Linked DNA regions of Homo sapiens: region 2 is linked to region 1. Evidence: chromatin loops called from intact Hi-C (ENCODE). Cell type or tissue: Caco-2. All regions are shown on one strand. Each heading gives the region's core, and the rest is flanking DNA. Links, peaks and the distances in the headings are about the cores only. Region 1 overlaps SIK3 (SIK family kinase 3). Region 2 holds the start of LNC-RHL1 (lncRNA regulator of hepatic lineages 1).

What was found. Peaks named below come from ENCODE experiments on the same cell type or tissue, not always from the same donor. Only the 100,000 strongest peaks of a DNase experiment are listed, where the experiment ranks them.
Region 2: it touches region 1 in a loop (8-fold over the local background); 1 of 110 quality-filtered maps calls a loop at or near these places.

What each region holds. Positions count from the first base shown.
Region 1 is chr11:117,065,473-117,077,880 of GRCh38, forward strand. All of the region lies in intron 1 of SIK3 (SIK family kinase 3), which reads right to left. It overlaps LOC124902763 (a long non-coding RNA gene), which reads right to left. Exons shown (of 2, transcript XR_007062899.1): 2 at 10,921-12,408. Among named protein-coding and RNA genes, the nearest start is that of SIK3, 27 kb to the right of the region's middle. In Caco-2, for the core only: no CTCF peak of the experiment used is centred there; DNase peaks (open chromatin) are centred at 6,019 and 7,257.
Region 2 is chr11:116,803,011-116,815,418 of GRCh38, forward strand. It overlaps LNC-RHL1 (lncRNA regulator of hepatic lineages 1), which reads right to left and starts at 11,172. Exons shown (of 2, transcript XR_007062898.1): 1 at 10,906-11,172; 2 at 9,899-10,443. In Caco-2, for the core only: no CTCF peak of the experiment used is centred there; DNase peaks (open chromatin) are centred at 5,501 and 6,031; H3K4me3 peaks cover 321 bases.

The DNA.
Region 1 (12,408 bases), core at 5,415-9,414:
GAAAACGAATGTTAAACCTGGCACTGTATTTCATTTGAGGGCATGGAAACTTTACAGTGACTTAAGACAAAATATTCTATACAGCGGAGTTGATCAAAATAAATGCTTTTTAAACACAAATTTAGTATCTTCAATATCTTCAAATTTAAAAATAACTTTCATAAATTGATTTTTTTTTTTTTTTGACACAGAGTCTCACACTGTTGGAGTGTAGTGGCACGATCTCAGCTCACTGCAACCACTACCTCCAGGATTCAAGCAATTCATCTGCCTCAGCCACCCTAGTAGCTGGTATTACAGGCATGCACCACCACACCTGGCTAATTTTTGTATTTTCAGTAGAGACAGGGCTTCACTCTGTTGGCCAGGCTGGTCTCGAACTCCTGGCCCCAAGTGATCTGCCCACCTCAGTCTCCCAAAGTGCTGCACAATTACAGGTGTGAGCCGCCAAACCTGGCCCATAAATTGATTTTAATGAAGTTTATTCCCTGAGCCAATATTTCTTTATTTATTTTTACTCCTATCAATCTAAAATTCCTGGTGTCTTATGCCAAGGAATCCGGTCTTCACTAGAATACTTTATTTTTCTTTTCTTTTCTTCTTTTTTTTTTTTTTGAGATGGAGTTTTGCTCTGTCACCCAGGCTGGAGTGCAGTGGTGTGACCTCAGCTCACTGCAACCTCCGCCTCCGGATTCAAGTGATTCTCCTGCCTCAGCCTCCTGAGTAGCTGGGATTACAGGCACACGCCACCATGTCTGGCTAATTTTTGTATTTTCATAGAGATGAGGTTTCACCATGTTGGTCAGGCTGGTCTCAAACTCCTGACCTTAAGTGATCCACCCAACTCGGCCTCCCAAAGTACTGGGATTACAGGCGTGAGCCACCGCACCTGGCCTCTAAAAACTCTTGCTCTTCAAAAGACACTGCTGAAAGAATGAAAAAATAAGCCATGGAATCGGAAAAAAAAAAAATCTTTGCAAAGCGTAAAGCATTTATATAACACAGGACTTGTATCCAGGATATATAAAGAATTCTCAATATTCAACTATAAAGAAACAATCCTTTTTTTTTTTTTTTTGGAAAGACAGGGTCTTGCTCTGTCACTCAAGTTGGAGTGCAATGGCACCATCACAGCTCACTGCAGCCTTAAACAGCTAGGCTCAAGTGATCCCCCCACCTTAAACTCCTGAATAGCTGGGACTAAAGGCACATGCCAAGCACCCAGCTAATTCTTAAGTTTTTTGTAGAGACAGAGTGTCGCTTGTTGCCCAGGGTGGTCTCGAACTCCTGGCTTCAAGTGGTCCTCCCACTTTGGCCTCCCAAAGTGCTGGGATTACAGGCATGCATGAGCCACTGTGCCCGGTCAGCCCATTTCTTTTAATGAGCAAAAGATCTGAACAAATGCTTCACCAAAGAAGATACACAGCATGAAAATAAGTACATAAAAAGATACTCAATATCATTAGTCATTAGGGAAATGTAAATTAAAACCACAAGATACCATGACACAACTATTGGAACAACTAAAATTTAAGATATATCATTTTAGCAATGGTAAGGATTTAAAGCAACTAGAACTCTCCTATCTCATATATTGCTAAAGAGAATATAAAATGGTACGGCAACTTTGGAAGACAATTTGGCAGTTTCTTTAAAAGTTAAACATAAACCTACCAACCATATGACCCAGCCATTCCACTGTAAGGTATTTACCTAAGAGAAATGAAAACATACATCTACGCAAAGCTGTACATGAAGTTCATAACAGCCTTATTCATAAAAGCAAGAAAACCAGACACAATCCAAATGTTCATCAATAGGTGAATGAATAAACAAATCTTGTTACATCCATACAATGTAACACTACTCAGATTACCACTCAGCAATAAAAAACAACAAACTCTGATACAAACAACAATAAATGAATCTTAAAGAATGCTGATGAAAGAAGAGTACATCCTAGATGAGGCCATTTATATGAAATTCCAGAAAAAGCAAAACTAACCTATGGTGACAGCAAATCAGTGGTTTTCTGGAAGTGGAGGAGGATGAGAATGAATGCAAACAGTGCTACTGTAACTTTCTGCGAGACTGAATTGTTCTGTATCTTGATTGTATGGTTATTAAATGGGTGTGTATATTTGTCAAAATTCAAATTGTAAACTTAAAATGGTTCAATCTTATTGAATGTAAATTATGCCTCAATAAAGTTGATTAAAAATATCAAAATGTGGCCAGGCACGGTGGCTCATGCCTGTAATCCCAGCACTTTGAGAGGCCAAGGCGGGAGGATCACTTGAGGTCAGGAGTTCGAAACCAGCCAGGCCAACATGGTGAAACCCCATCTCTACTAAAAATACAAAAATTAGCTGGGCATGGTGACAGGCACCTGTAGTCCAAGCTACTGGGGAGGTTGAGGCAGAATCGCTTCAACCCGGGAGGCGGAGGCTGCAGTGAGCCGAGATCGCGCCACTGCACTCCAGCCTGGGCAACAGAACAAGACCCTGTCTCAAAAATAAATAAATAAATAATTTGTAAAAAATAAATATTAATTCTGGTCCCTGAATAACTTTTGGAACACTGTGGAAATAACAAATTTATGTTAAAAAGAATGTAAAGGCTACAAAGTCAAGTTATACTCTCTATGCAAAAGCCTGCAACTAAGAATACACAATATTATCATCAAACCAAATTAATAAATACTTAGGTAGCTTAAGGGTCAAAAATGGTTCCCCACACCCCAAAAATGGCTCCTTAAGGTCTATAAGATCAAGCCCAAATGTCTCAACTAAAAATTCATGTCCTTTATGAAATGACCCCATCCTACCCATCAAAAATATCTTCTGTTCCCCAATCCAAATTCATCTATTCTCCACCAAACATAGTATTTTCTCTCCCTGGAATGCTATCCCCATATTACTGTCAGCAATTCAACTTTCAATGTTGTTTAAAGATGATCCGAACATCCACTGGCCTAATAAAAAATGTCTTTGTGGTCTGGCATGATGGCTCATGCCTGTAAACCTAGCACTTTGCGAGGCCAAAGTAGGAGGGTCACTTGAGCCCAGGAGTTTGAAACCAGCCTGGGCAATATAGCGAGACCCTATCTCTAAAGTAATACAAAAATTAGCTGGACAGGTGGCGCATGCCTGTAGTCCCAGCTACTCAGGCAGCTGAGCCCAGGAGGCTGAGGCTGCAGCGAGCCCAAGCGGTTGAGGCCACAGTGAGCCATAAATGCACCACTGCACTCCAAACTGGGTGACAGAGTGAGACCCTGTTTCAAAAGAAAAGCCTTTGGTTATTCCTAACCCAAAATGTTCTTTCCTTTCTCTAGAATTTCTTATGTTTGGCCAGAACTATAAAATATGACATATAATTTTAAACCACATTTTCCTATTCTCTAATTATGTTTTGCTTTTTAAATCTTATTTCTTCACCTATAAGGAGGAAGAGCCTTAAAGATGGGTAGTATGACTCCTACCCTGTTGTAACTTACCACACTGCTGGGAAAATAGCAGGGCTTGTTCTCTCAGTGATGCTGCACTACAGATAGATTGAAACTTAAGGGGATGGAAATCTAAACTGCATTCCCATTTGGAAACATCAGCATGAATCTATGGCTTTACTTGCCCATCTAAAATTAGAGAGAAAGAAGATAAAGGGGTAGGCTTGACAATTCTGCCAGTTCTGGTAGTTGTTAAGATTTTTTTTTGGGGGGGGGGGGGTTTGTTGTTGTTATTTTATGGAAATTTTCAAACATATATATAAGTAGAAAGAAATAATACAATGTGCCTCTTGTACCCATCAGCCAGCTTAGACAGTTATAAATAAATACATGGCCATTTTATCTATACTGCTGACCACTTCTTCCTTTCCCCCAGCAAATCTCAGACACATTCCGTCATCCATATGTATTTCAGTATATATTTCTAAAAGGTAAGTACTTTTTGTCTGCAATATGACCACCATACTACTGCCCCATCTGAAGAGAATAATTCCTTAACATCAGATACCCAGTCAATGTTCAAACTGCCCCAATTATCATATAAGTTTTTTAGCAACTGGTTTGTTCAAATCACCATCTAGAATTATTTCAGAGGGAAATAACGGTTTCCTTGTCTCCTGCTCTGTGGTCTTTTACCCCTTCAATTTCATATACTTACCTTCTTAATTTTTAAGTGTAGGCAAAAGAGCATTTCCTTCCCCCAGTACCCTCTATTCTCCTTCTTAATAAAGAATATATCCCTTCTATTTCCAATATTGAAGTTTGCCATTACCTCAGAGCTTTTAGCACATTCAGAAAAACATTTAAGTCAATCACACAGCCTCCCTCCTTCACATTTAAGTCGCCACATTCATTTACTACTCAGGAAGAGTTTTGATCTCTAACATCATAAAATGTAAATAATGTTGGCCCATTAAAAGATTATTTTCTATTTCTAAAAATCTTTATGAGAAATTCGATTTTGATCTTTAAGTTATTACATTCTCCGCTTCCCATTTTAGGTGAGTTACTTTTAACACTTCATGAACTAAGGCATAGTGATAGGGCATTTAAGCCCAAAAGATTACAACATGCTACTAAGAGATCAACATTAGCTTAGCTCTATTCCTTAGTCATGAAATGCATCCCTCATTATAATGTCACAAGGAGAACTAGATGAGAAGCTATGCAATGGTAACCTCAAATACAACCCCTTCACTAGAAAACAATATAAATGCAAATAGTGAATCAGTAAGGTCATTTCCACTCATTTTTAGCACAGATTAACAGAAGCAGATAACAAATATTAGGCAAACAACTAGAAGGAATTTTTTTAAAGGGATAATCTACCAGGCATGGTCGCTACTGCCTGTAATCCCAGCTACTCAGGAAGCTAAGATAAGAAGATCACTTGAGCCCAGTAATTCAAGGCTGCAGTGAGCCATGATTGTGCCACTTTACTCCAGCCTGGATGACTGAACAATACCTTTTTTTTTTTTTCTTTTTTGAGACAGAGTTTCACTCTTGTCGCCCAGGCTGGAGTGCAATGGCACGATCTCGGCTCACTGCAACCTCCATCTCCTGGGTTCAAGAGATTCTCCTGCCTCAGCCTCCTCAGTAGTTGGGATGACAGGCGCCCGCCATCACACGAGCTAATTTTTGTATTTTTAGTAGAGACAGGGTTTCGCCATGTTGGCCAGGCTGGTCTCGAACTCCTGACCTCAGGTGATCCACCCGCCTCTGCCTTCCAAAGTGCTGGGGTTACAGGTGTGAGCCACTGCGCCCGGCCCTTTTTCTTTTTTTTTTTTTTTTTGTGACGAAGTTTCACTCGTGTTGCCCACACTGGAGTACAATGGTGCGATCTCAGCTCACCACAACCTCCGCCTCCCGGGTTCGAGCAATTCTCCTGTCTCAGCCTCCCTAGTAGCTGGGATTACAGGCCCCCGCCACCACACCTGGCTAACTTTTTGTCTTTTTAGTAGAGACGGGGTTTCACCATGTTGGCCAGGTGATCCACCCACGTCGGCCTCCCAAAGTGCTGAGATTACAAGCGTGAGCCACTGCGGCCAGCCCAATACCATTTCAAAAAAGAAACATAAAATAAAACAAAATAGAAAATAAACTAAAAAGCAAGGCATTATCTCATCACTACTTCTAAGTCCCAAGAGCTACTAGTAACTTCAACATTCAGCAGGGCAGACTGAAATCAAAACCTTTGGGCTCAGTATTGCAAAAAAAAAAAAAATAACATGACAGTCTCTGTCCTTAAGGAACTATACTCTAGCCAGTAAAACAAGATATTTAAACAATTAGCCCACAGTATAAGAAATTATATCAATAAATGCTAAATTGTATGAATCAGATTTAAAGTAGCATAGGTCAAAGGGATAGGTTTGCAAGGGCCAAAGAAGTCAAAGGACTACATGAAGATCGGGCTTCCACTGAACCTTGAAGGCAGGGCAGACTAGATAAGTAACACTAGGATAAACTGCAAGCTCATAAGGACAGAGGCCATGCCTCTCTCTCTTGCTTACCAACGAATCCCAATGTCTGGCACAGTGCCTAGAACACAGTGACACTCAAATATTTGTAGATGAAACAGAAGGATAAATAGAAGGAAGAAGGGGAAGAAGAAGGGAGGGGAAAAGAGAAATTCCAAGAGTTGTTGTTTTGTTTTGTAAGACAGGGTCTCGCTCTGTCCTCCAGGCTGGAATGCAGTGGTTTGATCATGTTCACTGCAGCCTCAACCTCCCAGGCTCAAGCAATCCTCTCACTTTGCCTATTGAGTAGCTGGGACTACAGATGTGTGCCACCATGCTTGGTTAATTTTTTTTTTTTTTTTTTTTTTTCAGGAGAGAGAGAATCTCCCTATGTTGACCAGGCTGGTCTAGAACTCAAGGAATCCTCCCACCTCAGCCTTCCAAAGTACCGGGATTACAGGTGTGAGCCACCACACCCAGCCAAGAGTTGTGTTTGTTTGTTTGTTTTAATGAAAGATTAAATGTGGCAATATAATGAGGCAGTGAGGAAACACACACTGGTGAAAAATAAGGTAAAACAGGTAGAATTAACTCAAATCACTGATGGTTTTAAAGTTCGCCAAATGAGGTTTAATATTTAATCTCAAATACTAAAATGACTATATCCACAGCCAGGCGTGGTGGCTCACACCTGTAATCCCAGCACTTTGGGAGGCCAAGGTGGGCAGATCACCAGAGGTCAGGAGTTCGAGACCAGCCTGGCCAACATGGCAAAACCCCATCTCCACAAAAAATACAAAAATTAGCCAGGCCTGGTGGCATGTGCCTGTAATCCCAGCTACCAGCGAGGCTGAGGTAGGAGAATCGCTTGAACCAGGGAGGCAGAAATTGCAGTGAGCCCAGATCATGCCACGGCACTCCAGCCTGCACAAGAGCAAAACTCCGTCTCAAAAAAAATAAAAATAAAAATAAAAATAAAATAACATGACTGTGTCCAAAAAGCATATTGTTACATTTCCACTTTTAAAAACTACTAACTAAAAGTGTAAACAGCTATTTTCACTAAGATAGCTATTCATCTTTTAATATCATCGGGCAAACCTGGAAAATGTGCTAACATTTCTCCAGAGGCGAACCCATACCACTCGCTAATACATATGAAAGATTTTGTCCCTAATATTTTTACTATCTGAAAATGTGAATGGGTTATCACTAAGGTCATCCTCTTTGGTAGTTGTGTAATCAAATGGCTGAGGCTTACCACAATTAAGGCAAGAGACAAGAGAATGTAACCCAGCAGAAAGCCAGTGACTAATGCTGAGTCACAGTTTCCAAGTGATTATTTAACCAAAATGTCAACCTCTCATACTAACAATTCCCTACAATGGTGGCTGAAAGTAGATCAAAGGTATTATCCAAAAAGTATACATCAGTATTTTGCAGGATAATGCTAAGGGATTGAGGCCAGTAAAGTCTAGTTGGACCTAGCATTTATAAGCCCAAATTTGCTAAGTCAAGGAGATTCTTACCTCCTCAAACTTTACAGTGGGAGAAGAATTCATGATTATGTTGATCTCAGTATACTTGGATCCTCCAGATAACACCCTCTTGCCAAAAAGTTCCAGGTCCTGGCTACTACCAGCTACAGTCTTTAGTGGCAGCTATATAATCTCAATATAGAAGGACTTTAGAAAGAAAAACCTAATGAGGGAAGGGAGCATTGGAAATTTTATCTTAAGGCTCTACATATGCACAGCAAGTGCATTACTTAAATTATATACACATTCATCATGAGTTTGCGAGCTCTCAACATCTCCAATGCTCATTTTCCTTAGCATTCCTTCTACTCTTTCAGCCCAAATCATCCATAACAGACAAGTTGTCTGGTTACATGCTAACACTCATCCATACTCATACTTTCTGGTTATGTACAGCTGTGATTAGAATTCTACTGTCCAATTTTGATGCCTAATACCTGGTATCGTGGAAAGAACAAGAGCCCTGGAGTCATATAGACCTACTTATAAATCTCAGCTCTACCACTTACAAGGTAAAGAACTTTGGACAAGTTACCTAAGTGAAGCTCATTTTTCTCAATAGAAATTAGGTAAAACAATAGTTACTTTGTAAAAAGCTGTTGAAGGCTAGCAAGAATTATATGAAGTATACAGAACATAGGAGGCACTTAGCATACAGCAATTAAGATGGAAGTCTATTGACCAGACCTACACACAGGTTTCCAAATAGTATTAACTATATAATGAAAGCATGAATCAGCTTCACACGTCCTTGTCTCTCTACTCCCAGTTGTAAGATGACTTAACTGCTCCTCCGGAGGAAGAAGGCTGTTTCTCAGTCCTCAGTCTTAAGCCAAAATTGACTAACATTACAGTTATCTCCTTACCATTAACATGTTTGCTACCACAGCTGCTAAGAAAATTTTATGTTTTCACTATGGCCTATGTTCTTGTTTTATGGTCTTGACCAATATTTTTAAGAGACAGGGTCTTGCTCTGTTGCCAAGGCTAGAATGCAGTGGCACAATCATAATTCACTGCAGCCCTGAACTCCTGGGCTCCTACCTTATCCTTCCTAGTAGCCCAGCCTCCTTAGCAAATCGTGAATGCTGTTTCACTCTCAGTCTATTCTAGGGAGCTCTGACAGTCCCCAGCTTCTCCAGAACTACCACTCTTTGGCTTACCATACTACTGTACTCCAAGATGGCAATCAAACCATAGTGCTCTGCCAGTGCCTAAGTGCCTTTATGTCCCTGTAACAGGCTGATGTCCAGTTCCACTTACTCCTAGCAAACAGGATCCCAATTTCTAGAATGACAGATACATCCCTATCTCAAGCTTGCCCCACCTAGGTCTACTTCCTCTTATTTTCCCACCCCCACTTCCCTACAGCCCCACAACAGTATATGTATTTTGGGTAAAGTAGACAGATACTCAAATAGGAGTCAGAAGACCTTGGTTCTACCTCTACTTCTGCCACTTTACTAGTTATGAAGTGATAAAATGTTGTACTTACCTTACAGGAAGGCTCAAATAGACATTTATGAACATGTTCTATAGATGTATTATTATTATAAGTATAGCAAGTTTCTATTATGACAATATTTACTTGTCAATATAAAACCCTAACATATTTTTTTAAATCCTCTAGCATTGTTTTATTAGCAACAGCTTAGAAACAACTCAAGGCCAGGCGTGGTGGCTCACGCCTGTAATCCCAGCACTTTGGGAGGCCCAGGCAGGAGGATTCCCTGAGGTCAGGAGTTTGGGACCAGTCTAGCCAACATGGTGAAACCCTGTCTCTACTAAAAATACAAAAAAAAATTAGCCAGGTGTGGTGGCATGAGCCTGTAATCCCAGCTACTGAGGGGACTGAGGCAGGGAAATTGCTTGAACCAGGGAGGTGGAGGTTGCAGTGAGTCAAGATCGCGCCATTGCACTCCAGCCTGGGTGACAGAGAGAGACTCCGTCTCAAAACAAAAAAAAAAAACAACTCAAATGAAATATCTAAAAAATATATATAATACATCCTTTCATTGGAATACCACGTAGCTTTTTTAACATTAGATACGAGAGTGAAAAAAGTAAGATGCAGACTATTGTATATTATTTACTATAATTTGTGTTAAAAGAGGAAATAAGTAGTAGATATTTACATTTACTTCTATACACATAAACTATCTCAAGACATATAAGACACAGATAATATCAACTGCCCCTGGGAAGGGAAATCTGGATGATCATGGGGTATGTGTGAACAGGATACTTTTCACTGTATTTCACTCTTCTTTAGCTTTTATGATTTTGAACCTAATAGTTCCCTAAATGGGGTAGGCATAGCATCTCCTCATACAACTATAAACCTGAGAAATAAGCTGAACCATTAATGAGGATGACAGCATATCTGACAACTCATTTCCTGGGCCAGCCTCAAACTCACAATTACCACCACCTAAAACAAATTACATTCCCTTCCATGATCTCACCAAGTAACAAGAGTTAATTTATTCCTTCTAGGCAAACTTCCTGACTTGCTATACGTATCTATGTGCTATGTATATCCACATTCTATGTTATTGATTATTTTTTTTTCTTTTTTTTTTTTTTTGAGGAATCTCAGCTCTGCTGCCCAGGCTGGAGTGCAGTGGCACGATCTCGGCTCACTGCAAGCTCCGCCTCCCAGGTTCACGCCATTCTCCTGCTTCAGCCTCCCAAGGAGCTGGGACTACAGGTGCCCGCCACCACACCTGGCTAATTTTTTTTTTATTTTTAGTAGAGATGGGGTTTCACAGTGTTAGCCAAGATGGTCTCGATCTCCTGACCTTATGATCTGCCCACATTGGCTCCCAAAGTGCTGGGATTATAGGCGTGAGCCACCAAGCCTGGCTTTTTTTTTTTTTTTTTTTTTTTTTTGAGACAGTTTTTTGCTCTTGTTGCCCAGGCTGGAGTGCAATGCACGATCTCGGCTCACTGCAACCTCCACCTCCTGGGTTCAAGCAATTCTCCTGCCTCAGCCTCTCTAGTAGCTGGGATTACAGGCGCCTGCCACCATGGCTGGCTAATTTTTGCATATTTAGTAGAGACGGGGTTTCACCATGTTGGCCAGGCTGGTCTCCAACTCCTGATCTTAGGTGATCCACCCACCACAGCCTCCCAAAGTGCTGGGATTACAGGTGTGAGCCACTGCACCCGGCCAGTTACTGATACTCGTAAAACTTACCGTTGCAGGGTTCCATCACAAGCCTTGGAAGAGCTCTCTAAATCAGAACACTTCCTACCTTCAGGGCCTGTTGAGGATCCATTCCAATGCTAACTTTTCTGAACCAAGGACTGAGTTCTCCCTCTTAATCACTCAAGATTCACCACAGGACCCCAGCAAATCATTAATTTGAACTCCAATGATTAAATGAGCACAATGCAGACCATCCCCCTATTTACAGAAGAGTAAATTATGTTAATTTCTTCAATTTAGCAGAAAGGCATTCTTCCGAAACCTTTCAGAACAACTGTTATTTACCAATTTACCAAGGCAACATTCTCCCAAAATAAAATTTTAAATGATATTGCCTTAAACACAATTTTTTTTTTTTCGAGATGGAGTCTCACTCTGTCACCCAGGCTGCAGTGCAGTGGCGCGATCTTGGCTCACTGCAACCTCCACCTCCCGGGTTCAAGCAATTCTCTGCCTCAGACTCCCAAGTAGCTGGGATTACAGGCACCCGCTAATTACCATACCCGGCTAATTTTTGTATTTTTATTTTGTATTTTTAGTAGAGACGGGGTTTCACCATATTGGCCAGGCTGGTCTTGAACTCCTGACCTCATGATCCACCCGCCTCGGCCTCCCAAAGTACTGAGATTACAGGCATGAGCCACTGCACCCGGCTGCCTTAAACATAATTTTAATTATTCTGGAATGAGACCAGGTGTGGCTGCTCATGCCTATAATTCCAGTGCTTTGGAAGGCCAAGGTAGGATAACTGCTTCAGGCCAGGAGTTTGAGACCAGCCTAGGCAACAAACCGAGACACTGTCTATACTAAAAATAAAACCACTAGCCAAGTGCAATGGTGTGTGTCTGTAGTCCTAGCTATTCAGGAAACTGAGATGGGAGGATCACTTGAGCCCAGGAGTTTGAGGTGACTGTGAGCTACAATCACACCACACTGCACTCTGGCCTGGTCAACAGAGCAAGACCCTGTCTCTAAACAAAACCAAAAAACCATTCTGGAATGACATGACAGGACATGAAACACTGCTCAAAACAGCAGCTAATGCTACCTCCATTCTTGCTCCCTATGGCAAGCAGGTTATTTTTGGACCTAGCCTATGAAGCAGCACTTTGTTGACTATGAGCTTCATCCTCTGAATATTCCTTTCACATTCAACCTTGGTCCTCGCTTTCTGGTGCCGAGCTCCAAAACCTCAATGGAATACATAATGAAATGTTGGGTTACTTTAGGGCAAAAGGTTAAGCCTACAAAAGCTTTCTAATTGGGAAATCTCTTCCATGAAAGCATACAGAAATTTGCTGACTCTTTCTTTTCCTAATAGCTATTTGCTTTCTTTGGAAAAAATCTTCAGTCAAACACAAAAGCCAACTACCTAGCAAAGCTCAAATACAGACAGGTGTTTTGCAAGCACAGTAAATCTCAAGGGTAACAAATCAACAAGAGATAATATCTACTAATAAGCTGCTTATTGCTGTGCTGGGAGAGTTAACTGCCTAAAAATCTCTCAGTTAAGACTAGCATTGAGGAAAAAAAAAATTGTAATACAACTAAAAGAAAAACAAGCTCATTTTCTACCCAGAGAAAATGTGCAAAGGGAAGAACCCCTGTAAGTCAACTATTCTGCTACATAAAAACCTTTTATTCCAGAGTTATTTTCAGTGTCACTTAATTCCAGGGTGGAGACTAAGGGTCCCA
Region 2 (12,408 bases), core at 3,532-7,531, 260 kb before region 1:
CCACTCACAGATCCTCACTGAAAAGAACTACTAAAAATCTGAAAAGGAAACAGAACCCAGAAAAAAGGAATAGGATAGAAGGAGACATGGGGAGCAATGAAATTAGTAAACGTTTAGGTAAATCCAAAAAACATTAGTGAAAATACACACACACACACTTATGAGACTAGTTTTCACTAAAAATTGGTCAAATAGTGGCAATTTCATATAGTTCTACCTAACAAAAATGTATTTACACATAGTTTAGTTTGTGGGGGTTTTGTTTGCTTGTTTGTTTGTTTGTTTTTTGAGACAGGGTCTCACCGTTGCCCAGGATGGAGTGCAGTGGTGTAATCACTGCAGCCTCGACCACCCTGGGCTCAGATGATCCTCCCACCTCAGTCTTCTGAGTAGCTAGGACCACAGGCATACACCACCATGCCCAGCTAATTTTTATATTTTTTTGTAGGGACGGGGGTCTCGCTATGTTTCCCAGGCTGGTCTCGAACTCATGGGCTCAAGCGAGCTGCCCGCCTCGGCCTCAAAAGTGTTGGGATTACAGGTGTAAGCCACCCTACACCTGGCCAAGTTTATCTCATTTCCTACTGTACTCCCAGTGCCTAGACCAGTGCTTATCACATGGTAGGGAGGGCTCAAAAACATCTATTGATGAAGGGACTACTTTGGAGGAGGTGTTAAAAGTAATGAGGAACTAAAATATCAGACCGAAGCAACCTGGAAATGGGAAAGGAGAGATCAAAGTGAAAGCATTCAGCAGCCTTTGCATTATTCGGGAGGAAGATAGGGATATTGATTATCTATAGACTTTGTTAGGTCAGACAAGAATATTAAAATTTTAAGGATAACCCATAAAACGAATAGAAAGAATGGATAACTTTTAAACTAGTATATGGGGAAGAGAGACTAAAGAGCATCCGATTGACTTCTAGTAACGGACGGTGGATTAATTGCATGCATTAGCCTCTGCTGTTCTCTGAAATCTCAATAACGTGGCATTGAAGTGCACTTTTTACAAAATGCATAAACCCAAAGGGAAAATAGAAAAGGAGACAAAAATAACAACATTTGGGAAGCTGGAAAGCTTCCAAATGATCAAACGGTGGTGACAGGCACACCTGACATGAATTTTGAAGCAGCAGTGGAGAAAGCCAAGAAGGCCCCTGATTTTCACTACTAAACTCTCCAAATGCTCTGACATTAGTGTCAACATTCTTCTGGAAGAGTGGGTGGCAGTGGGACTAGAAATATGGCAGTTGGTCGAGAGTCTGTTTGAGAAGCAGCTGTTCTCTTCAACTCTACTTGGCTGGGTACCCCCAAAGCAGCAGAAAACCAGATGCTTATTCTCTCTGAAAAGGGTAAAAGAGTGGGACTCCGGCCTGGAGAAAACTAGGTATTGTTGGGGGCCAGGGTTTTTGTGCTAAGAAAAATTAAGGAAAACTTTATACATTAAATTTTGAGGCTGGGCACAGTGGCTCATGCCTGTAATCCCAACACTTTGAGAAGGCAAGGCAGGAGGATCGCTTGAGCCCAGGAGTTCGATACCAGCCTGGGCAATGTAGCGAGACCCAGTCTCTGCAAAGAATACAAAAATTAGCCAGGTATGGTGGCACCTGTGGTCCTAGCTACTCAGGAGGCTGAGGCAGAAGGATTACTTGAGCCCACGAGTTAGAGACCGCAGTGAGCCATGATCATGCTACTGCTCTCTAGCCTGGGCGACAGAATGAGACCCCATCTCAAAAATAAATTTTTTTAAAAGACTCCTCAGTTCACCATCTTTCCCCATATTGAAAATGGAACAACATTCTCCCTGAGAAATTTGGCTGGCCCAAGGAAATAGGCCTAAAGAAACTGACTTTTGGGGGTTCCCTGCTCTCCAGATGGTCCCTCCTAAATTGAACCATGGACTCAGGATTTCACATCAGCTTCTTCTAATTTATGCAGCTTTCTTCTAATTTACTGTGGGGTTTTTTCGGTGTTTTTTGTTTTGTTTTGTTTTTTGAGACAGGGTCTTGCTCTGTCATCCAGCTGGAGTGCAGTGGTGTGATCATAGCTCACTGCAGCCTCAAACTCCTGGGCTCAAGTGATCCTCCCACCTCAGCCTCCTAAGTAGCTGGGGCTACAGGCATGACCACCACACCTGGCTAACTTTTTAATTTTTTGTAGAGGTGGGGGTCTTGACATGTTGCTCAGGCTGGTCTTGAAATCCTGGCCTCAAGCGATCCCCCTGCCTCAGCCTCCCAAAGTGCTGGGATTTCAAGCATGTGCCACTGTGCCTGGCTAAGAATACTTAAAGGTGAAGTGAGAAGTTCACATGATGTCATATCAGGAGGTACACAATGGCTACTTGTCCCACTAATAGCAATCCTTAGTTTTTTCACTTCGTGAGGTGGTCACTAGCAGACCTCTTGGTTGGAAAGATAGGTTATTTCCCTTTGTAATTAACAAGTAACAGAATTGGGATACTTTGGCATCTTAAAATACCTTGGCAACCTGATGAACATAGCATACATTCAAGATTTTTGCCTGAATTAATTATTACATTAGAAGAGTTGCAGAATGAGAATGTTCTAATTCTACTATTTCTTTTATATATTTCAGCTGATGTTATTCTATGAAGAAAAGCTCCCTCATCAGTGAAGATGAACTGCACTTCTTTCTAAAGAGGCAATGTCAGACGGGCACGGTGGCCTATAATCCTAGCACTTTGGGAGGCCGAGGAGGGTGGATCACCTGAGGTCAGGAGTTCGAGACCAACCTGGCCAACATGGTAAAACCCTGTCTCTACTTAAAATACAAAAATTAGCCGGGCATGGTGGCACATGCCTGTAATCCTAGCTACATGGGAGGCTGAGGCAGAAGAATCGCTTGAACCTGAGAGGCAGAGGTTGCAGTGAGCTAAGATTGTACCACTGCACTCCAGGCTGGGTGACAGAGTGAGACTCTGTCTCAAAAAAAAACAAAACAAAACGAAACAAAAAAACAGTTGACAGTAGTTGTTTTTGTAGAGTGAAAAATAGAGGTGGGGGTTGAGATACTGCTGCTATTTTAAACTAACTTGTAGATCTGTTTGACTCTTTTTTAAAAAACAATTTTTTGGAGAGATGAAGCCTTGCTATGTAGCCCGGGCTGCTCTCAAACCCCTGGCCTCAAGTGATCCCCCTGTCTCGACCTCCCAAAGTGCTGGGGTTACAGACATAAGTCACCACACCTGGCTCTGTTTGACTCTTTATGTGCAGTTTGAACTTTTTAACTGAATTTTTTAAAAGGTGTGAAATTAGTCTTTAAAGGAACACAAAACCAACAGAGAAGCAAGCAGGAAGATACAAGAAGCAAAGAAATATCATAGTAAAATGAAAATACAAAATAATATGACATAAATAAAACAGTAATCACTATCAAATTAAATAGATTAAGTGAGCCCACAAGGCATTGTCTCTGGGACTAGTCCGCTGGGTCGAAGTCCTGCCACTTATTGGTTCTGTGACCTTTGGCAAATTAACTTCTCTGTGATTCCATTTCTTTCTTTTGTTTTCTTTCTTTCGTTTTTTTTTTTGAGACAGAGTCTCACTCTGTCACTCAGGCTGGGTGCAGTGGTGCAATCACCAATCACAACTTACTGCAGCCTCCACCTCCTGGGCCCACGCGATCCTCTCACCTCAGTCTCCTGAGTCCCTGGGAACACAGACATGTGCCACCCTGCCAAGCTAATTTTTAAATTTTTTGTAGCGATTGGGTCTCACTATATTGCCTAGGCTGGTCTCAGACTCCTGAGCTCAAGTGATCCTCCCGCCTTGGCCTCCCAAAGTGCTGGGATTACAGGCATGAGCCACTGCACCCAGCCTCAAACTCTGTAAAAGGGGAATAATGATAATACTTGCCTCATAGGGCTTGTGGGAAATAATGCTTTATTACTGTAGGTTAAAAAGCACACAAACATGCTTGACACAGTAGGTGCTACATCAGTTTACTATTGTTGTTGTTTTCAGATTGGATTTTATAAAAACTCTACTTATTTGCAATTTATAAGAGGCATACCTAAAATATAATGTCAGAGAAAGGTTAAAAAGTGGAGCCAGGGAAGGAATTTAAGAAGACATACCAGACCAATAGTAATCAAAAGAAAGCAGGTATGCAATGTAACATCAGAACAAATAAGCTTTGCTTATTTGGATTGATAGGGATAGATAGGATTGATAGGGATAAAGCAGATCATTATTTAATGATCAAAGAAGAAATTTGGCTGGGCGTGGTGGCTCACACCTGTAATCCCAGCGCTTTGGGAGGCCGGGGCAGGGGGATGGATCACAAGGTCAGGAGTTTGAGACCAGCCTGACCAAAGTGGTGAAACCCTGTCTCTACTAAAAATACAAAAAATTATCCGGGTGTGGTGGTGCATGCCTGTAGTCCCAGCTACTCAGGAGGCTGAGGCAGGAAAATCATTTGAACCGGGGAGGCAGAGGTTGCAGTGAACTGAGATCGCACCACTGCACTCCAGCCTGGGTGACAGAATAAGACTCTGTCTCAAAAAAAAAGAAAAAAGAAGAAGAAGAATAAATTCACTGGGAAGATAAAACAATTCTGAACCTGACAACATAGTCTCAAAATACGTAAAGCAAAAAGCCACTGAGTCCCAAAGAGAACTTGACAAATTTGGTAGGAGATTTTAATACCATTTCCTCAAACTGATGGAATCACAGAAAAAAAATATAAGAACAAGTCAGCAAACTTGATATGGAAAGAACAGCATCCCCACCTGAGAGTCAGCAGCCTCCATGCAGGAGGACCGAGGGGAAGCCAGGGAGCAGGGCAGCCTGAGCCAAGGCCAAGCCCAGTTGAGGACAGGAAGTGGAAGGAGGCACCTAGGAAGGCTGAAGATGCAGAGGAGTGTGTTCCAGAGGCAGTGGGAAAACTGGGAGGGAATAGTTCTCGGGATGTTGGATAGAGAGAATAAGCAAAGAACAATGCAGGAAGAAGAGTGGGGTGGGAGGCCGTGACCTTGCTAGAGAGCCTTATGTTTTGGGCTATGACCAGGGCTGACAGAAGTGTGAGGCATGGCGGGTTCAGAAGAGAGATCAATGATGCATCGCACATCTCTAAAGCTGATGAAGGCAGCAATTGGCACTGAGGCCAACCTGGTTGGGACTCAGAGAGGTGGGACACATATTGTGTGCCAGGCACCCTGCCACATCTTGGAGAGAATAAGACACAAACCCTCATCTAGTGGGTTGGGGAAATGATGCAGGGCTCAGTGTGGCTAGCGCGTTGGGGTGGGAAGCAGCCTGGGCACGCCCACAAGGCTCTCTGCCTTCCAGAATCTGGCCCAGTTGGGTTTGAAAAGATTTAATGACAATGAGCTCTCTATGGACCTACCTTGTGCCCAGTATTTACCTTTCTTATCTGTAACGCTCAAGTCAATACTCTAAGGTAGGAATTGTTATCCTCATTTTATTTACAGAGAAACTGGAGTTCAGAGAGATTCTTGCCCAAGGTCTTGCCCTGGGCCAATTCCAGGTCTATCTAACTCCAAAGTCCATGCTCAGTACACTGTCTCCTGCTTGGGAGCAAAGAGAGGACTTTGCTCCTAAGACCAGACCCATACCACAAAGAGCCTCAACACTTAACTACTGGGAGAAAACACCGTCCTAAGTAAAAAGCCAGGTGCTCTTCCCCTTACCCCAGGGGGTTTAGGATTTGGGAGAAAGAGGCCTGATGGAATATAGGGGTACCAGGTCCATGTGTTAACTGATCTGGGTACAAGAACAGTAACTCAAGGCCAGCCAGGGAAAGAACAGCCAAGCCGAGGCACAGCTGCCAAGTCATCACCTCTCGTTCCTTGTCCCACCATGCCTTGTCTCAGCACGAACATAACCCCCTCAGTTTCCCTCTTCTCCTGTCTCCTGCATAGGCAGAACCAGTTCTGAGTGATAGCCAGGACAGCAGGTCCTCGGGTCCTCAGGCTTGCCACTACAACCTGTTTACCCTGCGCAGACCATGATCCATCAGGTCGAGAAATGCCCCACTGCTAGATGTTTGTGTCAAAAATGCCTGCCGGTGGTGCAACAGCTGGGTGGGACCAGTGACGTGGACTTGAGTGCCACAAAATGTACCGAACACATTCTGAGTCAACATAGTGATGGTGTGCCAACTCCAGATAAAGATTTTCATTATTATTTGTTTGGGTTTTGTTTATATGTACTCCTCTTCATCACCAAAGATTTGAGGCTACAGAAAATGAAAATTGAAATGGTAATAAAAGAGAGGGGCTTGCAGAGAGGACCACAGGATGGGGAAAATAGAAATAATCGCAGAAAATCATGACCCGATGAAGAGCACAATCATAGAAGCACTAACAGATGACAAGGTTGCCAGATCTTCACCATTGGTTTTGGGTTTCGTGAAAACCCGCGAAGAGAGGGATTCAGTCAATTACATATTTTTTTTCCTTCTTTCTTTTATTTTTATTTTTTATTTTTTCTTGAAATGGAGTCTCATTCCGTCACCAAGGCTGGAGTGCAGTGGTGCAATCTTGGCTCACTGCAGCCTTCACCTCCTGAGGTTCAAGCCATTCTCCTGATTCAGCTTCCTGAATAGCTGGGACTACAGGCATGAACCACCATGCCTGGCTAATTTTTGTATTTTTAGTAGAGACTGTCACACGCGAGACAGGGTTTCACCATGTTTGCCAGGCTCTTGAACTACTGACCTCAAGTGACCCGCCCACCGCAGCCTCCCAAAGTCCTGGAATTACAGGCATGAGCCACCGTGCCTGGCTTGTTTTAATTTTTTATTATAAACAACACTGTGATGAACATCCACATAGCTAAATGCATGCATTCCATGATCATTTTCTTAAGATAATTTTTTTCTTATTATTTGTGTATTTATTTATTTATTTTTGAGACGGAGTCTTGCTCTGTCACCCAGGCAAGAGTGCAGTGGCACAATCTCGGCTTACTGCAACCTCCACCTCCCAGGTTCAAACAATTCTCCTGCCTCAGCCTCTTAAGTAGCTGGGATACAGGCACAAGCCACCAAGCCCAGCTAATTTTGTATTTTTAGTAGAGACAGAGTTTCGCCATGTTGGCCAGGCTGGTCGCCAACTCCTGACCTCAGGCAATCGCCTGCCTCGGCCTCCCAAAGTGCTGGGATTACAGGCGTGAGCCACCTCACCTGGCCTTAAGATACATTTTTGAAGGGAAGAACATTTTCTGTCCAAGTACATTCCTGTTCACAAACCCTTTTCCATAACACTGGAGACTTCCTGGGGAGGTTGGAACCAATGGCTTAGACTCCAAAGGAATGAATGTACCATAAAGCTTTCAGCAATCTTCTGTCAATGCTACTTGTATAGACTTCCAGACAAACATTGAAGATTGAATGCATGCATCTAATTTCACTTTTTTTTCCTGAAATCCTCCTGAAACTATAATGAAGAAATGTTTGGGAAAAGATGTAGCCAGGCACTGTGGCTTATGCCTGTAATCCTAGCACTTTGGGAGGCCAAGGTGGGCAGATCGCTTGAGTCCAGGAGTTTGAGACTAGCCTGGGCAACATGGCGAAACCCTGTCTCTACTGAAAAAATACAAAAAATCAGCCAGGCATGGCAGACCTGTAGTTCCAGCTACTCAGGGGGCTGAGGTGTGAGGATCACTTGAGCCTGGGAGGTAGAAGCTGCCGTGAGCCCTGATTGTGCCACTGAACTCCAGCCTGGGCGACAGAGTGAGACCCTGTCTCAAAAAACAAAAAAAAAAAAAAAAAAAAAAGAGACGGGATCGGGAAAAGGAAGAAAAGACCACAGCACAATTTTGGATGTTAGAAAGCAAATGGACCAGTTGTGACTGATTTAGCCGGCCTTGGGAATGCTGGTCATGAGCTGGCAGTGAGAAAAGATGAGTTCCAGCCTGACTTACACCGCTGGATTCTCAAAAGGCGAAGAGATGATAGTAGGGCTCCTGCCAGCCCACGCTGCACCTGTGTGTGCAATAGAAACAGCCTCCCCTTTCTCAAGACACTCTACAGCCGTCTGCCAGAAATTTGACATGATAAATATACAAATCTGTCATGTCTACCCTGTGAGGGAGGTGGCCTCAGAATGATACAGTGCACAGCTTGCACAGCCATATATGACTGTCCTGAATTGGGACACCAGTTTCTACTGAAAGTAGAGGTGACGGAGGAGGCTGTCATAAAACATGAAAGATTGGTTGAAACTATTTAAGGAGCAGTTAGAGCTTTAGCTTCCCTGTCTCACCTTAGTAGAAGACTGGAAGTTTATTCTCTTGAACGTCAGGCAGAGTTGAGGGCAGGAGACCTGTACTAGCAAGAGGATTAAATCAAAGTATACCCTCTGAAATGCTGAATCACCCTCCTGCTTCTTCCACTTGGCCCCAGGGACACTGTATTCAGGCCTTTACCCTCCAGGCAGAAGAGTGAAAGACATTTCTTAGGGGAATATGTCCAGCTCAAGAGGTAAGACCCAAAGATTTTCACAATGGGGTTCCCCAGCTAAACATCTCAGTGGATCACCCTGCAGTGACATTCATAGTCAATAAGTACTACGCACGTATTGGAGCTTCAAATCACCTTTAAAATCTCCCATTCTTTTCTTTTTTCTTTTTGAGACAGAGTCTCGCTCTGTCACCCAGGCTGGAGTGCAGTGGTGCGATCTCGGCTCACTGCAAGCTCTGCCTCCCGGGTTCACGCCATTCTCCTGCCTCAGCCTCCTGAGTAACTGGGACTACAGGCACCTGCCACCACGCCTGGCTAATTTTTTGCATATTTAGTAGAGACAGAGTTTCACCATGTTAGCCAGGATGGTCTCGATCTCCTGACCTCGTGATCCACCCACCTTGGCCTCCCAAAGTGCTGGGATTACAGGCGTGAGCCACCGCTCCCAGCCCAAATCTCCCACTCTTAAACTTAAGCAACCAAGGATTACCAGTCATTTGAGGAAAGATTCTAACATGAAAGATAGAGACCCAAAACAAACAAATATTTAAAAAGGAAGTTAGAGAAAACTGAGAATATACAGAAAGAAGAACATTGAAAAATGCCATTAATAACATCAGAGAATGAAAAGATTACATTGATTAAACAAGAACAGGATAGTATAAAAAGACCTTCACAGAATAACAATAACAAAAACTCTTAGAAATTAAAAAAAAGATAGTAGAAATAAAAACTGAATAGAGAGTAAAGAAATAGTTCAGAAAGGGAGAGCATGTAGAGATTGAAGTAAGAACAAAGATAAGAAAATGAGAGGATCCACGCCGGGCGCAGTGGCTCACGCCTGTAATCCCAGCACTTTGGGATTTAATATAAATATATTAAATATTTTAAATAATATAATTTTAAATAATATAAATATATTAAATATATTAAATATTTAAATATATTAAATATTTAAATCTTTTTGTCTTGCTGAGTTGTATGAGATATATATATATTTATATATAAATATAGATATAAATACATATAAATATAAAAATATATATATATCTCATACAACTCAGCAAGACAAAAAGATTTATTAAATTCATTCAGTCAACAAATATTTATTGAATACCTACTAAGTTCTAGTCATCATGCTAGGCACTGACTGTTCAAGAATAAACATAGACAAGACTTCTGCCCTTTCAGAAACCAGCCAAGATTCTTCAACCCAAGGCAGCTGTGAAGTATAACACATCTCTGGCTCAATTTTCTCCATATGGTTTGGGGTTCCATGAATGAGTCTGTGGGAAGATTTCCTGTACGTAGAATGCATGTATAAAGGAATAATTATTCTATGGTTCGAAAGAGAAAAAAAGTAAGATCAAAGTGTAGAAGCTATGTTAAGAAAGATTCCAGTTTAATGATTTTTGAAAGAGCAGTAAAAATAAGACCAAGATGTGGAAGCTGTATTGAGAAAGATCCAATTTAATTCTAATAATCTTTAACAGAATTGCCCAAAGATAGAATGAATTGTTTTGAGAGATGGTACAGTTAGCTGTCAGTGGGAGTGTTCAATACTAAGCAAGATTCACTCGCTCAACCATTGAGTGATGACCACATGCAGGCACTGTGCTAGGCTCTCTGTATTTTCAGTAAGCTATTGTTGTACAACAAAGCACCCTAAAACAGTGTCTTAGAACAACAGTAAATGTTTATGATCTCTCACAAAGTCTGTGGGTCAGCAGCTTGGCTGTGTGTTTCTGGTTCAGAGTCTGTCATGAGGTTGCATCTGAAGGCTTGGCTGAGGCTGGAGGATCTGTTTCCAAGGTGAATCACTTTACATGGCTGGCAAGTTGGTGCTAGCTGTTTGGAAGGGGCTTCAGTTCCCCCCTGTGTTGACCTCTTCACAGGGCTGCTTGCACGTCCTCCCAACATGGCAGCTATCTTCCCTCAGAATGAGTGATCCAAGAGAAATCAAGGTAGGTGCCACAATGCCCTTTATGATCTAGACTTAGAAGTGAAATACCATGACATAGCCTATTGATCACACATCAGCCACCATTGTGAGGGCTAGCTACCACATCCTGCAAATACAATGATGAACAAACAAATGGTGTGCCTGAGCTCGAGGGCTGTTAGCCTAGAGTTAAGATCATTCCTTAAATGATATCAAAGGAATTAGGGCTGAGAGACAAGGTTGTTCCCTCCAACCCTAATGCCCTGTGATCTTATGATTCCAGGTCCTAGGTCTTTTGTTCCCATATCACCAATCCATTATCTCAGAACCAGCAGCTCACCAAACCCTCGCTCCTCAGATGTGGGCCATTCGGGGGTTTTTATTGTGCCCCTGCATTGTCAGCTACTTGTCATCACACAGCAAGATAGCATGACTCCACCCTGCACGCTCTCAGACAGGAGACAAGGGAGTGCCCAAATAACCCTAAGCTTGTTGTTTCTGTCCCCAGGACATACCTCAGCCTCCTCCTGGGAGCACAGGGCATACTATGATAACAGCAGGAGGACACGGCGTCCCCATGCAGGAGCTGCTTTTGATCCTGCCAGGACAATCCCTCAAGAGCAGCAAGGCCCTGTATGTACAGGAAGAGAGTGGCCCTCAGATCACTTCCCTTTGCCCTAATCAGGGCCACGTAGTACACCAGAGACCTCAGGGGTAGTGACCCTGGATGTTCTCAGAGGACTTCTGACCTTTGAACTTGGGGATGGGCATAGGAGTGTGGCTAGCATCTCAGCCTGGCCCAAACCAGTGCTGGTCAGCATGCCTTTGAGGCACTAACCCAGGCCCACAGAGGAGTCATCTACTTCCAAGTCACCTGAGGAGCCAGTGGTGACCAGGGAGATAATGGCCTGAAATTGTGCTGGCTCTGAGGGACTGTTGGGTAAGCTAATGTGGGCTGGGCTGGAGTTCAAACACACCTCCCTGGTGCCCACAGGGACCTCCCAGCACACGCTCTCCTATGGGTCTCAATGATTCAGTCTTTCCTGGTGGCATAGACTGTAGCCTGGAGAAGCTCTGGGGAATATTTCTTTTCTTACTTATTTCTGGTTTTAAAAGTACTACTCTCAGGATGACTATTGTTAAAAACAAAATAAAACAAAACCAAAAAATAACAGAAAACAACAAGCGTTGGAGAGGCTGTGAAGAAATTGGAACCCTGGGCGTCACCAGTGGGAATGTGAAATGGTGCCACTACTATAAAAAAACAGTTTGGCGGTTCCTCCAAAATTTAAATATAGAATTACCGTGTGACCCAGCAATTCCACTTCTGGATATTTGCTCAGAAGAATTGAGAGCAAGGACTGGAAAGATATGTGTACACCCCCATTCATAGCGGCAGTTTTCACAATTGCTTAATGGATAGAGTTTTCTGTTTGGGGTGATGAAAAGATTTTCAGAAATAGTGGTGGCGGTGGTTGCACAACATTGTAAATGTAATTAATGCCACTGACTTGAACACCTATAAATAGTTTAAATGGTAAATTTTATGTTATAAAAGTAATACTAAAGTGGTGGCATTTTTTTCTTTTCTTCTTCTTCTTTTTTTTTTTTTTCTTGAGACAGGGTCTTCCTCTGTTGCCCAGGCTGGACTGCAGTGGCATGATCTCAACTCACCCCAGCCTCAACCTCCTGGGCTCAAGCAATCCTCCCACCTCAGTCTCTCGAGTAGCTTGGACCACAGGTGTGCACCACCACACTTGGCTAATTTTTGTATTTTTTGTAGAGACAAGTTTTCGCCATGTTGCCAGGCTGGTCTCGAACTCCTAGGCTCAAGCAATCCACCTGTCTCAGCCTCCCAAAGTGCTGGGATTACAGGTGTGAGCCACCACACCTGGCCTAAAATGGCATATTTTTTTCTTTCTCTTCTTTTTTTTTTTTTTGGAGACAGAGTCTCACTCTGTCACCCAGGCTGGCAGTGGCATGATCTCGGCTCACTGAAATCTCCGTCTCCCGAGTTC